Regions from separate parts of the Homo sapiens genome. Here regions 1, 3 and 4 are each linked to region 2. Evidence: chromatin contacts called from ENCODE Hi-C or POLR2A ChIA-PET data. All regions are on one chromosome and are shown on one strand. Each heading gives the region's core, a stretch centred on a gene start or an enhancer-like site at or near the end of the contact. The rest is flanking DNA. Distances are from core to core; before and after follow the strand shown.

What was found. Hi-C counts contacts between places; a loop is a spot of excess contacts on that map. ChIA-PET counts read pairs that join two places held with the same protein, here RNA polymerase II (POLR2A). Pooled maps may share reads with other maps.
Region 1: a loop to region 2 is called in a map with no recorded cell type, with 5 times the contacts of the local background. The contact joins two enhancer-like sites. A Hi-C loop is called at or near these places in 1 of 37 single-sample maps with no recorded cell type and 2 of 50 pooled maps. POLR2A ChIA-PET finds 5 or more read pairs at or near these places in 2 of 52 experiments (K562 and WTC11).
Region 3: a loop to region 2 is called in a pooled map, with 2.6 times the contacts of the local background. The contact joins two enhancer-like sites. A Hi-C loop is called at or near these places in 1 of 168 maps with a recorded cell type or tissue (endothelial cell of hepatic sinusoid), 1 of 37 single-sample maps with no recorded cell type and 3 of 50 pooled maps. POLR2A ChIA-PET finds 5 or more read pairs at or near these places in 3 of 52 experiments (AG04449, AG04450 and HEK293).
Region 4: a loop to region 2 is called in a pooled map, with 8 times the contacts of the local background. The contact joins the promoter of CHST12 here to the enhancer-like site in region 2. A Hi-C loop is called at or near these places in 3 of 37 single-sample maps with no recorded cell type and 4 of 50 pooled maps. POLR2A ChIA-PET finds 5 or more read pairs at or near these places in 2 of 52 experiments (K562 and MCF 10A).

What each region holds. Positions count from the first base shown.
Region 1 is chr7:1,960,254-1,963,610 of GRCh38, reverse strand. All of the region lies in intron 15 of MAD1L1 (mitotic arrest deficient 1 like 1), which reads left to right. Among named protein-coding and RNA genes, the nearest start is that of MIR4655, 120 kb to the right of the region's middle. RefSeq lists an enhancer at 1,111-2,310. Within about 2 kb of position 1,515, at least 3 of the 41 ENCODE cell types and tissues checked have a DNase peak (open chromatin) inside an H3K27ac peak, as active enhancers do.
Region 2 is chr7:2,165,289-2,168,372 of GRCh38, reverse strand. The region is part of intron 10 of MAD1L1 (mitotic arrest deficient 1 like 1); the gene reads left to right. Among named protein-coding and RNA genes, the nearest start is that of MAD1L1, 66 kb to the left of the region's middle. RefSeq lists enhancers at 1-91, 2,081-2,410 and a silencer at 2,046-2,256. Within about 2 kb of position 1,657, at least 5 of the 41 ENCODE cell types and tissues checked have a DNase peak (open chromatin) inside an H3K27ac peak, as active enhancers do.
Region 3 is chr7:1,918,787-1,922,053 of GRCh38, reverse strand. All of the region lies in intron 17 of MAD1L1 (mitotic arrest deficient 1 like 1), which reads left to right. Among named protein-coding and RNA genes, the nearest start is that of MIR4655, 76 kb to the right of the region's middle. Within about 2 kb of position 1,798, at least 6 of the 41 ENCODE cell types and tissues checked have a DNase peak (open chromatin) inside an H3K27ac peak, as active enhancers do.
Region 4 is chr7:2,402,048-2,405,162 of GRCh38, reverse strand. CHST12 (carbohydrate sulfotransferase 12) reads right to left here and starts at 1,552. Exons shown (of 2, transcript NM_018641.5): 1 at 1,490-1,552. RefSeq lists silencers at 1,256-1,425, 1,516-1,885 and an enhancer at 1,976-2,075.

The DNA of each region.
Region 1 (3,357 bases), core at 266-2,765, 200 kb after region 2:
CTACAGTATGGTTTTTACAGCTTTCCTGAGGTATAACTGGTGTGCAGTAAGCTGCGCGATGTCAAGTGCAGTGTGGTGAATTTGCATGTACACACACATACACCCATGGAGCCGTTACCACATTCATATTCAAGACCCCCAGACATGTGCTCTTGTTTGACAGGAATCCCTCCTCCCTGCCTCCTCTCCCCACCCCAAACCCGCCGACGTGCTTTCCATCACTGTAGATTGGCGGGCGGCTGTCGAGTCTTCTGGGCATGGCGTTGGTCCTGGAGCATGTGGTCTCCCTCTTTTTGCTTCTTCCACGCAGCATGGCTGGTTGGGGGAGAGATCACTGTGCACACAGCTGTGTTGTCTTCACTGCTGAGTTGTGTTCTGTCGTATGGAGACACCAGTTTATACGTTCCCTTGCGATGGACATTTGGAGTTTTTCTGGTTTTTGGCTATTCTGAAACTGCTGGATATTATAAATAAAGTCCCATGTAGAAATCGACTTCGTTTTCTTTCAGGTAAACGCCTAGTGTGGAGTGGCTGGCGGTCACGTGTGTAACGTGTTCCGAGGTTGCCCGTCTTCCAGAGTAGTTGGTGTGCAGCTTCTCCTCACCAGCATGCAGCACAGTCTTTTTCCTTAGTCCCTCTTTTATTTTTTTAAATGTTTCTTTTACAGACAGGGTCTTGCTCTGTTGCCCAGGCTGGAGTGCAGTGGTGGGATCATAGCTGCCTGCAGCCTCTGACTCCTGGGCTCAAGTGATCCTCCCACCCCAGCCTCCTGAGTAGCTGGGACTACAGGTGTGCACCACCACACCCGGCTAGTTTTTTAAAGGTTTTCATTTAGGCTTTCTAATAGGTTGGCAGTCATGTCTCACTGTGGCCTTTTATTTTTTATTTCACAAATGACTAATGATGTTGAACATCTTTTCATTCAGCTCACTTGTCATCTGTAGATCTTCTTTGGTAAAGCACCTGTTTTTTTGTCCATTTTAAAATTTGATTATTTTTCTTACTGTTGAGTTTGGGAGAGCTCTTTATATGTTCTGGATACAAGGCCTTTATCAGATTATTTGCTTTCCAAATATTTTCTCCCAGTCTGTGTCTTGTCTTTTCGTTCTTTCATCAGGTATTTTGAAGAGAAGTTTTTTTATGATAAAGTCCAATTTTTCAATGTTTTCTGTTATATATGATCCTTTGGATATTAGTCCATTTTCATGCTGCTGATAAAGACATACCCGGACTGAGTAATTTATAAAGAAAAAGAGATTGAATGGACTCACAGTTCTACATGGCTGGGGAGGCCTCACAATCATGGCAGCAGGCAAAAGGCACATCTTACATGGTGGCAGACAAGAGAGAATGAGAGCCAAGCCAAAGGGGAAACCCCTTATAAAATCAGATCTTGTGAGACTTATTCACGACCACGAGAATGGTATGTGGGAAACCATCCCTGTGATTCATTATCTCCCACCGTGTCCTTCCCACAATAGATGAGAATGGTATGGGGGAAACCGCCCTATGATTCATTATCTCCCACCACATCACTCCCACAACACGTGAGAACGGTATGGGGGAAACCGCCCTGTGATTCATTATCTCCCACCACAGGCCTCCCACAACACACGAGAATGGTATGGGGGAAACCACCCTGTGATTCATTATCTCCCACCACGTCCCTGCCACAACACACGAGAATGGTATGGGGGAAACCGCCCTGTGATTCATTATCTCCCACCATGTCCCTCCCACAACACACGAGAATGGTATGGGGGAAACCGCCCTGTGATTCATTATATCCCACCATGTCCCTCCCACAACACACGAGAATGGTATGGGGGAAACTGCCCTCTGATTCATTATCTCCCACCATATCCCTCCCGCAACACATGGGGATTATGGGAGCTACAATTCAAGATGAGATTTGGGTGGGGACACAGCCAAACCCTATCAGGTATCATAGCTAAGAAATCTTTGGCTGTCCCAAATTTACAAGATTTTCTCCTGTATTTTCTTTTAATAACTTTGTAACTTTTGGTTCAGGATTGAGCAGGATTTTCATTTATTGTACAAGATTTTAATTCTTTATTTCCCCCAAGAACACCCAGTTGTTCCAGAACCATTTGTTGAAGAGTTTGTCCTTTCTACGCTGAATTGCCTTCATATATTTTTCAAAAATTGGTTGTGTTTGTGCTCCTATTTCTGGACTCTGTTTTGTTTGATCGGTCTGTCTGTCTTGCAGACCAGTACTGCACTGTTGTGATTACTACGGCTTTAACGTAGTTGGTGAAATTAGGTAGCCCCTCCTTTTTCATTGTCAATGTTGTTTTCTCTATTCTAGGTCCATTACATCTCCATATGAATTTTAGAATCAGCTTGCCAATTTGTACAAAGAAGCCTGTGGGATTTTGACTGAGGTTGCTGATTCTGTGGATTAATTTGGGGGAGAAGTGCGTTCCCAACACCCAGAGTCTCCCAGCCTGTGGACAAGGCCTCTCTCTCTCCCTGTGTGGAGGTTGCCCTGGAGCTCTCTTCACAGTGCTCGGAGCTTGTCACGTGCAGGTTTTTCTTGGCCTGTTCCGTTCCATCTCTGTGTATTTCATGGTGTTGGATGCTTTTGTCAGTAGTATTTTCCAGATGACTTTCTGGTGCTGATTGCTAGTTTAATTCCATGATGGTCCTATAACATAGTTAGAATTATGAAATTCCTAAATAGACTGAGCCTTCTTTTATGGTTTAGCATGAGGTCTTCTTGGTACATAGTTCAAGTGCTCCTGAAAAGACTGGGTCTCCTGCTCTTAAGAGTCGAAGCATTTATCCAGGTGAAATAGGTCAAGTTGGCTGATCATGTGGTCCTTGTCCTCCTGATTTTTTGCCCGTTGTTCTATCAGCTATTGAGAGAGGGATACTGAAGTCTCAGATTGTCATTGAGGACCCGTCTATTTCTCCCTGCATTTCTGGCTGGTTTTGCTTCATTTGTTTTGCAGCTCTTTTATTAGCACACACATGTTTAGGATTATTATTTTCCTTTGATTAATCAATCTCTTTATTATTATAAGTTACCTTCTTGGTAATAATATGTGCTCTGAAATTTACTATTTCTGGTATTAGTAGCGTCTCTGGCTTTCTCTTGCTGGTTTTCTTAGTGATGGCATGTTATGTCTTTTTGCATCTTTGTATTTAAAGTGCATTATTGTCAGCGGTGTCTGATTGGGTGTTGCTTTTTAATCCAGTTTGAGTGTCTGCCTTTTAATTGTGGTAGTTAGGCTACTTACATCTAATTTGTTTATGATATAATTAGTTTTGATCTTGTCATTTGACTGTTTTCTACTCATCTGTCTCTTCTTCATTTCTGTTTCCTTTTTTTTT
Region 2 (3,084 bases), core at 408-2,907:
AAGTCCTTTGTTCCCACATTGCCTTTGATTGTTTCTCTAGAAGCCAGATTTACTTGATTTTCAATTCACTGTTCTTTTTTTTTCTTTTTTTAGACAGTCTCGCTCTGTCACCCAGGTTGGAGTGCAGTGGCACGATCTCGGCTCACTGCAACCTCTGCCTCCTGGGTTCAAGCCATTCTCCTGCCTCAGCCTCCCGAGTAGCTGGGACTACAGGCACCCACCACCACGCCTGGCTAATTTTTGTATTTTTAGTAGAGATGGGGTTTCGCCATGTTGGCCAGGCTGTTCTTGAACTCCTGACCTCAAGTGATCCACCCGCCTCGGCCTCCCAAAGTGCTGGGATTACAGGCGTGAGCCACCATGCCCGTCCAATTTACTGTTCTTTACTCTGCAATCTGCTGCCTCTTTGCCAAAATAAATCTTTGCAGGTAAGATAGGTGCGGTGGGGAGTGTGAAATTTATTACAGAATGGTTATTTTGCTTCTTAAAAAATTTTTGTTTTAAGAGGCAGAGTCTTGCCATGTTGCCCTGGCTGGTATCAAACTCCTGGCTTACACGATCCTCCTGCCTTGGCCTCCCAAAGTGCTGGGATTACAGGCATACACCATCATGCCTGGTCTAAAATATTGTGTTTTTTTTTTTAATTTTTTTAAGAGATGAGGTTGCCCAGGTTGGAGTGCAGTGATGTGATCATAGCTCACTACTGCCTCGAACTCCCGGGCTCAAGTGGTCCTCCCACCTCAGCCTCCTGAGTAGCTGGATTACAGGTGCCCACCACCATGCACGGCTAATTTTAATTATTATTATTATTATTATTATTTTTTGAGACGGAGTCTCGCTCTGTTGCCCAGGCTGGAGTGCAGTGGCGTGATCTCGGCTCACTGCAAGCTCCGCCTCCCGGGTTCACGCCATTCTCCTGCCTCAGCCTCCCGAGTAGCTGGGACTACAGGCGCCCGCCACCATGCCCGGCTAATTTTTTTTGTATTTTTAGTAGAGACGGGGTTTCACCGTGTTAGCCAGGATGGTCTCTATCTCCTGAGCTCGTGATCCGCCCGCCTCAGCCTCCCAAAGTGCTGGGATTACAGGCATGAGCTGCCGCGCCCGGCCTGCTAATCATGACTAAAGGTAGAACAGTCAGGAATGTCACCTGTTATCTCTGAAGTCATAGTCCCTTGGTTTTCCCTGACCTGCCTGCTACTGCGCCCACTTGCAGCAGCACCTCCGTTGCCCAGTGAAGCATGCTGCCCTGGTCTTACTGTTTCACCGGCACTCTCCTATCTGCGATGCCACTGTCCACAGCGGGGTTGCTTTAGGGTTTCGAGCTCACCTGGGGCCTTCCTGGGTTCTAGCCCCGTGAGCTACAGGCACTTCTTTGTAAAAGGGGATTCCACCAGTTAGGCAGATTCCGGTTCAGTCTCCAGCAGCCCGGGGCCCTTCCTGGAAGAGTGCTTTGTGAGCGGAGTGCGCCGCCCAGGTGTGTAGTGGTGCTTCTCAGGCCCATGGGCTGCCCTTCCCTGGGCCTCTTCTGTTTGAGGCCCTTGTCACTGGGTTCGCCTGGCATGATGATGGAGGCCCTGCAGCTCCCTGCCAGGCGTGGTTCCGCCCAGGTCATTCTCCCGGCCCAGCTGCTGTGGACAGTGGACACACGCTGTCACAGCCTCAGGCCGGCCGGGCCACGCCTCCCGGAAGCGGGCCTGCTTGTGTGTGGTTGCATCCCAAGCTCTCCACTTGCTGCCCCTGTTCTGAGCTTCTTGCCGAAGTTGTGTTTGGGGCCATTATCTAGCTTTCTTTTTGAACGTTTAAAGCATTCAAAAGATCAGCTTTTCCAAAGAGTGAGGAAACAGGGAGAGAAAATTATGGCATTTGTTTGAAAGGTTCTGAGGGCTTTTTTTTAGCTTGAACAGTTCAAACAGCGCCTCTTGTTAATCAGGAATGTTCTGGCATCCCTGGGGTGGTCACACGGGCTTAATTGGAACCCAGGCTGCTTTGAAGCCCTTGAGATCCTTCCTGAGCTGGGAGAAAGAGTGCGAGGGCAGCAACTGTAAAGCCGGCATTTCTTCATTTTATTTACATGTGTCTGGGGACCCTTGTAACTCATGTCCCTGCAGCAGTTGAGCCAAGTTGCTGACTTGTGGACAGCTCAGAGAGATGGGGGCCAGTTTCTGGCAAAAGAGCTGTAAAACATGGCCTGGGTCCAGGGCTGCGGCGGGATCCCCTCCTGGGAGGCGAGGTCTGGATGGACCACGTCACAGTCGTGGTGGCGTGGACTTTGCTGCTGGCGGCCTGTTCTTGTCAGAAGTTTCCACATGGGAGAACGTGTGGTTTTACTGAAGTCACTTAATGAGTGACCCTAATAGCTCTAAGACGTTCATCAGTATGGACCCCAGGACTTACTTCCTCTTTCGCAGAGCATGTGGACCCACAGTAACCACACTGGAGTTCCAGGCACAGGTGTACCCTGGGGGCCGGTCATTCTGCGTACACAGACCTGCCTTTGTCAGCGGGGCTGTGGGCAGCATGGGGTGGCCATCCAGCCATGGCCATGTTGCTCCAAGCCCCACCGTGGTCCTCAGGGGCACTCTGTCTCGCCCTGAGCCTCCAGCCACCTTGCCCGTCAGTCTTTCCCTGTACCTCTTGGGGATGGGGAGTCTGCCACCTAGCAAAGCACCCACTTGTCCCACCCCTTCCATTCTGTTGAGCTGAGACGCGTGTTTTGGTCGTTTCGTGCCGTGGACACCACCTTGGTTTAGTGAAACACGGCGCAGAGTCCCCTCTCCCCTGGACCACGTTTCCCCATTTCAGCTCCCTGCTGTGCACGGCTGCTTCTTCCCGCTCTGCAGAGGGTGGTCCTGGTGGCTGGAGTGCGGCAGGCAGCAGCATCCTCCCATGGTGGCTCGCATCCCAGAGTGTGACCGTGGGTTCATGCTGACGGCTCAGGCATCCCCTGAGCCTGGACACTGAAGTGTACAGATTGAGGTGTGTTGTTGGATGAGTCATGACAAGTGGAACATGTGCACTCGTCCAGATAACACACTTCTATCAGTCCAGAGTTCCCGGGGTCCCCCCAGTCCAGCCCTTCATCCC
Region 3 (3,267 bases), core at 549-3,048, 250 kb after region 2:
GCTGATTGGTTTCTTCATCTTTCCCAGAACCTGAACCCCTCGTCTTCAGGTTCTCTCTTATCTGTTAATTCCGTTGCTTTTAAGCTTAGTAAGTACTTTAGTGATTTGATAAATAATTCTATTTTCTTCTGGGCTCTTTGAGCTTATTTTTATATTTAAAGATTTAATCTACTTGAAACTTATTTTGGTGTATGGTATGAGGTCGAGATCTAAATTGATTTTTTTTCCAGATCACTAAACAATTGCCCTAGGGCCATTTATCTCAGAATCCTTCCTTCCCCGTAGATTTATACCTTCATCTTTATTAAAACTTAGGCAAAATCGGGTCTGTATTCAGATCTTTTGTTTTTTTTAATTTCATTTATCCTTTTTTTTGACTTAAAGGTTTTCTTACCTGTTTATTATTCTAAGTTAATTTTAGAATTACTTTGTCACGGCCAGGCGCGGTGGCTCATGCCTGTAATCCCAGCACTGAGGCTGAGGCGGGTGGATCACCTGAGGTCGGGAGTTCAAGACCAGCCTGGCCAACAAGGTGAAACCCTGTCTCTACTAAAAACACAAAACGCCAGGCGTGGCGGGAGGGTGTCTGTAGTCCCAGCTACAGGTACTATAGATGCTGAGGTGGGAGAATCGCCTGAACCTGGGGGATGGAGGTTGCAGTAAGCCAAAATCACACCATTGCACTCCAGCCTGGGCAACAGAGATAGACCCTGTCTCCAAAAAGAAAAAAAAAAAAAGAATTAGTCAAATTCAAAAAAAAGGTATCAAGGTTTTATTTTTTACTGAAATTACACTGAAGTTATAGGTTAATCTAGTGGAAGAATCTTTGGCTTTCCAGCGTCTGTGTCTGAGCAGGGAAGGGCGCCTCAGGGCCGCCTCCCTCACCGATACCACGTCTCAGACCCGCAGCGTGCCGGGGTTCCCTTTGCAGGCTCCGGTCCAGGCAGGAGTGTGTCATCTGGGCTGCCATCTGCTGGGCAGGGGTCCTGAGTCCCCACTGCTGGCTCCAGGCCGCCTCTCCGCCCTCTTCCCACCTCCCCACCCTCTCTTTGGGTTGCCTGTCTCGTCGTCTCCAGGGCTCAGAGCCGAGCTTTGCAGGAGGAGCAGGGAACATGAATCTGCACCCTTTTCTGTCTGGACCGGATGTCCCGTGAATCTTTTTTATTCAGTCAATGAAGATTAGGGTTTTTTGCTGTCGGTTTTTAAATGGATACACAGTGTTCGTGCATCGTTATGGGGTGTAGGTGATGTTGTCTTGCATGCCCAGAATGGGCAGTGGCCACACAGGGGTATTTGGGGTATCCGTCACCTCATGGACTGGTCATTTCTAAGTGTTGGGAAGACCTCCTGTCCTCTCTTCTCACTGTTTTAAAGTAGACAGCACATGTGGCTGACTGTAGTCCGCCCCCACTCGGCTGTGGAACGTGAGGTCTTACTCCTTCCATCTGGCTGTGCGTCTGTACCCACTGACCAGCCTCCGTTCATCCCCGCCCACCCCACACCTGCACCCTCCTTCTCCCCCAACTCCATGCGATGGGTTCCCCCCGCTCCCGTGGGTGAGAGCGTGCAGCGGGTCTTCCTGTTTTAACCACTTCCCTTGGTGCCTCTGAGGAATCGCTGGGTCCACAACACAGTGTGAGGCTGCCACGGCAGCCGAGTCTCCCCGACTTTCTCTGCCCCTGCTCCTCCCACACACTGTCGCTGCTCCATCTGCAGACAACACAGCCCCGGGCGAGCTTACTGGGCAGGGTTCTGCCGAAACACAGAACTCGTAGAATGTGTGTACACACGCACATGCACACGCACGCACGCACGCACACGGAGATGCTTGTTACAGGGAGTTGGCTCACGCAATGACAGGCAAGTCCCGAGAGCTGCAGGGTTGGGGGCAAGCCGGGGACCCAGGAGCACTCATGTACTGGGGAAGGACAGGGATGCTGGGCCCACACAGCCCCGGCTTCTGACTCTGGGGGTTGCTGTCTCCTAACGCTGCTGCAGCCCTGCTGTGCGCCCTCCTGGGGACCTCCGTGTCACTGGGGACCTCCGTGTCACTGGAGCTGTTGGCACTGGCCCTCTATAAGCGTTGGGTGGACTGGAGGAGGGGTGTGGGTAAGGCTGACTCCGCCCTGCCACCCCTGGGCACTTTGCAACTTCAGCTCCCTCCCCAGAGTCATCTGCAGTTTCTTTTTGTTGATCAAAGTTAAATTTCAGTTCCAAAGCAAAGTTGCTCCTGAGCTGATGGAGGAGGGGTTGCCACACACTGTCAGCTGTTTTGGACTTGGGCCATGGTCCCAGCTCTGCACCAGCAGCCATGTGACCTTGGGTTCAGCTCTCTCAGCTCTGACATGTGGCTCACTCCAATCACGGTCATTGTGGAGGGTGTGTTTATAGCAGAGGCACCGCTGGCCCATGATGTGTGCTCAGCATGATGGTGATGGCGACGATGGCGGCTGTGGCCTGAGCCCATTGGCCTCTGGGCCCGTGCAGGAGCCCATTTGGTAGAAGCTGAGCCAGGCTGGTGGGTAGAGAAACAAAAGTGGCTCCCAATGAGCCCATTCCCCAGTGCGGTCCTCCCTTTGTGTGGTAGGTCCCCAGCGAGGACGGCAGGCTTGGCTTTACAGTTCTGCCTTCAGTGCCAGCCACCTGGACCTCCTGCACCAGGTCAGGGAGAGAAGGCAGAGGAGACCTTGCAGGCTGCAGGTGTCCCTGGCTCCAACACACCGTGTGTCCATCTGAGGCCGGGGCAGCCGTGTTGGACGGCCTGGGAGCCTGAGGTCAGAAGGCTTGGATGGAGGTCCTGCTCCACGTCGTAACAGTTGGGGGTCTGGGTGGACCCTTTTCTCTCTGCATCTCAGCTTCCCCATTTGAGAAACGGGACCACCGGCCCAGGTCCTGGGGCAGTTGTGAGCGTCTGTCCCCGCACCAAGGGTGAGCGTGACAGGCGGACGATCTCTGCAGACTCCTGGGACTGAACGATAGGAGGAGGTCCCTGTCCTTGCTGGGGAGGGGCCGGATCACGGCGGCATGGGCCGGAGGGAACTGCCCTGCTGGCAAGAGCCGCCAGAGCCTGGGGTGACCCAGAGACAGGACGGGTGTTGGAAGGATCAGTGCCCCTGCCCTGCCACGTGCTCTCACCCTGTGCACTCATTGAGGCGCCCTGTAGAGAGGGGAGGGGAGGGGAGGGGGGCTGGGGCCAGGAGTAGCCACAGCACCAGTCGCCCTGGGGCCGGGAGCTGTGGTCTCCTCAGGTGGGCCCAAGTGCAGTCC
Region 4 (3,115 bases), core at 303-2,802, 240 kb before region 2:
TTCCAGTCTTAGCTTCCAACCCAATCCTCAAACCCCACTTCATCAAGAACACGGCGACCCACCATCTCCCCCAAACATCACTTTCACTTCCACATCTCTGCATGCCCTTTGCCTCCAAACGCCCCAATTCATAGGTCCTCTCCACTGTGGAAAATGTCGGAAAATGTCGCCACATTCTGTTAACGCCTGCACCACAGTCTCAACTCCACACAGTTGTAGCCAGGCTGGCCGTGAGCTCCCAGGGCAAGGCCCACGCTATTACCGGCATCTACCCCAGCTTAGCATCTTGCACTCGATTGGAGGTTTGATAATAAAGCTGGAGTCAGCTGAGTGACAGCAGACAGTTACTGCTGGCCCCAAAGCGTCAGCCCAAAGTCCCATAAACTCCTTTGCAGGGAAATCAAACATCTATGCCATTCCAGGCAGGTGCTCTTTCAGATCTCAAGCGTTGCACCTTCGTGTAGCAATCTCCTCATTACCCCTGTTTTCTCTCCATCCTCACTCAGACACCAGCCCTGACTCCCAACACCAGATGCTCACGGTGAGGGGCTAACCCGGGTCCCCGCGTGGGGGTAAGTGGGGGACCCGCTGAGCTGTCCCCAACCACCCACAGCCGGGAACAGCACCGTAGGGCCTGGTGTCCTGGAAGATGTACTGCGTCCAGCACCGCGCCTGCAACTCACATTCCTATTCACCCCGGGGCTTCCGAGTCCCCACAGCCCCGCTTATGAACTAAATAATTTAATAATGCTGGAAACACTATGGCTTGTTGTGCTGCCTGCCAGACGGAGCCTCTGCCCGAGCCAAGGCTTTGCCGGCGGTGTCTCGGTGGCCGGGAGCCCGCAGAGGAGGTCTAAGTCCCACTGTTCCCGGACTAAATGCACGGTTTCCTCTCCCAGAGGGGCAGGGCTGCGGCTTCTGGAGTGAGAGGTCATTTAAGGGATACCCTGAGCGACCTGCCGGTGCTGCTGGCGTCTGCAGGCTCCAGGGCTGCGGTCGGCGGGGCCGGGGAGCCCCGTTCAGGTGACAGCAGGCACACGGGGGCCCTCGGGAGCTGGGGATCCTGGAACTCCAAGCCCGGGAATTGGTCCTACCCCTGCCGGGCGGCAGAGGCTGATGCCGGGCAGGGGGACTCCTGGGGGCCGGCGGGGCCGCTGCAGCCTCTGCTGTCGCTGAATCAGAACCACAGATTTCTCGTCCAGACCCCGAGGAGCCGCAGAACGCGCTGATCAGGGCCCCAGGGCTGGGTCCCCCTGGCCGAGGACGACGAGCGGGGCTCAGAGAGGGCGCGCGCAGGGCCAAGGTCACACTGCGCGCCGGCGCGGGAACTCGAACCCAGGCCCAAGCCGCGCCCGCCAGGCCAGGTTAAGGAGAGCCGACCCGCGCCCCTCAGCGCGGCCCGGGACCCCCGCCCGGGCCCTGGGAGCCCAGCACTGGCCGAGAGAGAGGGAGACCGCGCCCCGAGCCCGCCGCCCGCCGCGCCCCTCACCTCGCGACCCTCACCTCGCGCCCCTCACCTCGCGCCCGCAGCCGCCGCCGCCGCCCCGCGACTAGCGGACCCCCCAGAGGCAGCCCTCGCCGGCCCCGCCCCCGGCGCAGGAGCCCCTCCTACCGGTCGTCTTCTCGCGAGACGTCGCGGCCGCCGGAGGGGCCACGGAGGCCGAGGGGCGCCCGCCCTCAGCGCGCCTGCGCCCGGCCAGCCCGCCCGCCCCCGCCCTCGCGAGCCAGTGCCATGTGGCGCCGTATTTACGGCCAGAGATCGACTCCGCCCACCGGCCGCCACGAGCCACGCCCCTTTCTCAGCAGCCAATCCGCGGCGTTGACTCCGCCCCGGCGGACCGGGCGCGCGGCGGCTCGGGGACGCGCAGCTGTCTCGCCGTTCGACCCGGGAGCTCCACGTTGCAGCCAAACACGATCCCGTTAACCAACCTTTATGCAGTGCCTGTTGTCTATCCGACCCTTTCTCGAGCATCGGCTCATTGGCAAAGGATCGTGATGCTCACCGGCTGGGGCTTGAGACTCGCTGTGTGACCTTGGGCAAGTGACTTAACCTCTCTGAGGTTGTCGCCAATCCGTAAAATATAATAGGTTAGTGACCCTACCTTTCAGGGAGTATGTGAGACAAACGAGATGACACGGGTAAAGAGCTTAGCAAGATGCCTAATGCATAGTGAGCATGCAGTAATTGTTCTTGGCATCAATGTAGTTTTGTGTGTTTGTTTGTTTATTTTTTTAGAGACAGGATCTCACCGTGTCGTCCAGGATGGGGTGCAGCGGTGCAGTCACAGCTCACTGCAGCCTCGACCTCCTGGGTTCAAGCCATCCTCCCACCTCAGCCTCCCAAGTAGATGGAACTACAGACAGGTGCCACCACACCCGGCTAATTTTTAATTTTTAATAGAAACGGGGGTCTCACTATGTTGCCCAGGGTGGTCTTGAACCCCTAGACTCAAGCAATCCTCCTGCCTCAGCCTCCCAGAGCTCTGGGATTACAGGCGTGAGCCACCGCGCCAGGCCCAGTCATTTTTTTTTTAAATTATGGTAAAATATATAGAACATAAAATTTACCATCTTAACCTTTGTTGTTGTTGTTGTTGTTGTTGTTGTCGTTGTTGTTGTTGTTGAGACAGAGTCTCGCTCTGTCGCCCAGGCTGGAATACAGTGGCCCGATCTCGGCTCACTGCAAGCTCCGCCTCCCGGGTTCACGCCATTCTCCTGCCTCAGCCTCCCGGGTAGCTGGGACTTACAGGCGCCCGCCACCACGCCCGGCTAATTTTTTGTATTTTTAGTAGAGACGGGGTTTCACCGTGTTAGCCAGGATGGTCTCGAACTCCTGACCTCGTGATCCGCCCGCCTCGGCCTCCCAAAGTGCTGGGATTACAGGCGTGAGCCGCCGCGCCCGGCCCATCTTAACCATTTTTAAGCACTCCCTGCAGTGGCATTAAGCACTTTCACATCCCCACCATCCACCCCAAGAACTTTTTCAATCCGTGATATTTTTAGTTGGCCCCCTCCGATGGACTCCCGAGGCAGCCTTCCAACCAAGGTCATCTCTTCACTCTTCCACTCCCTGCAGCCAGTCCCAAAGGAGTTCCGAACCCACCGGGCCCTGGAA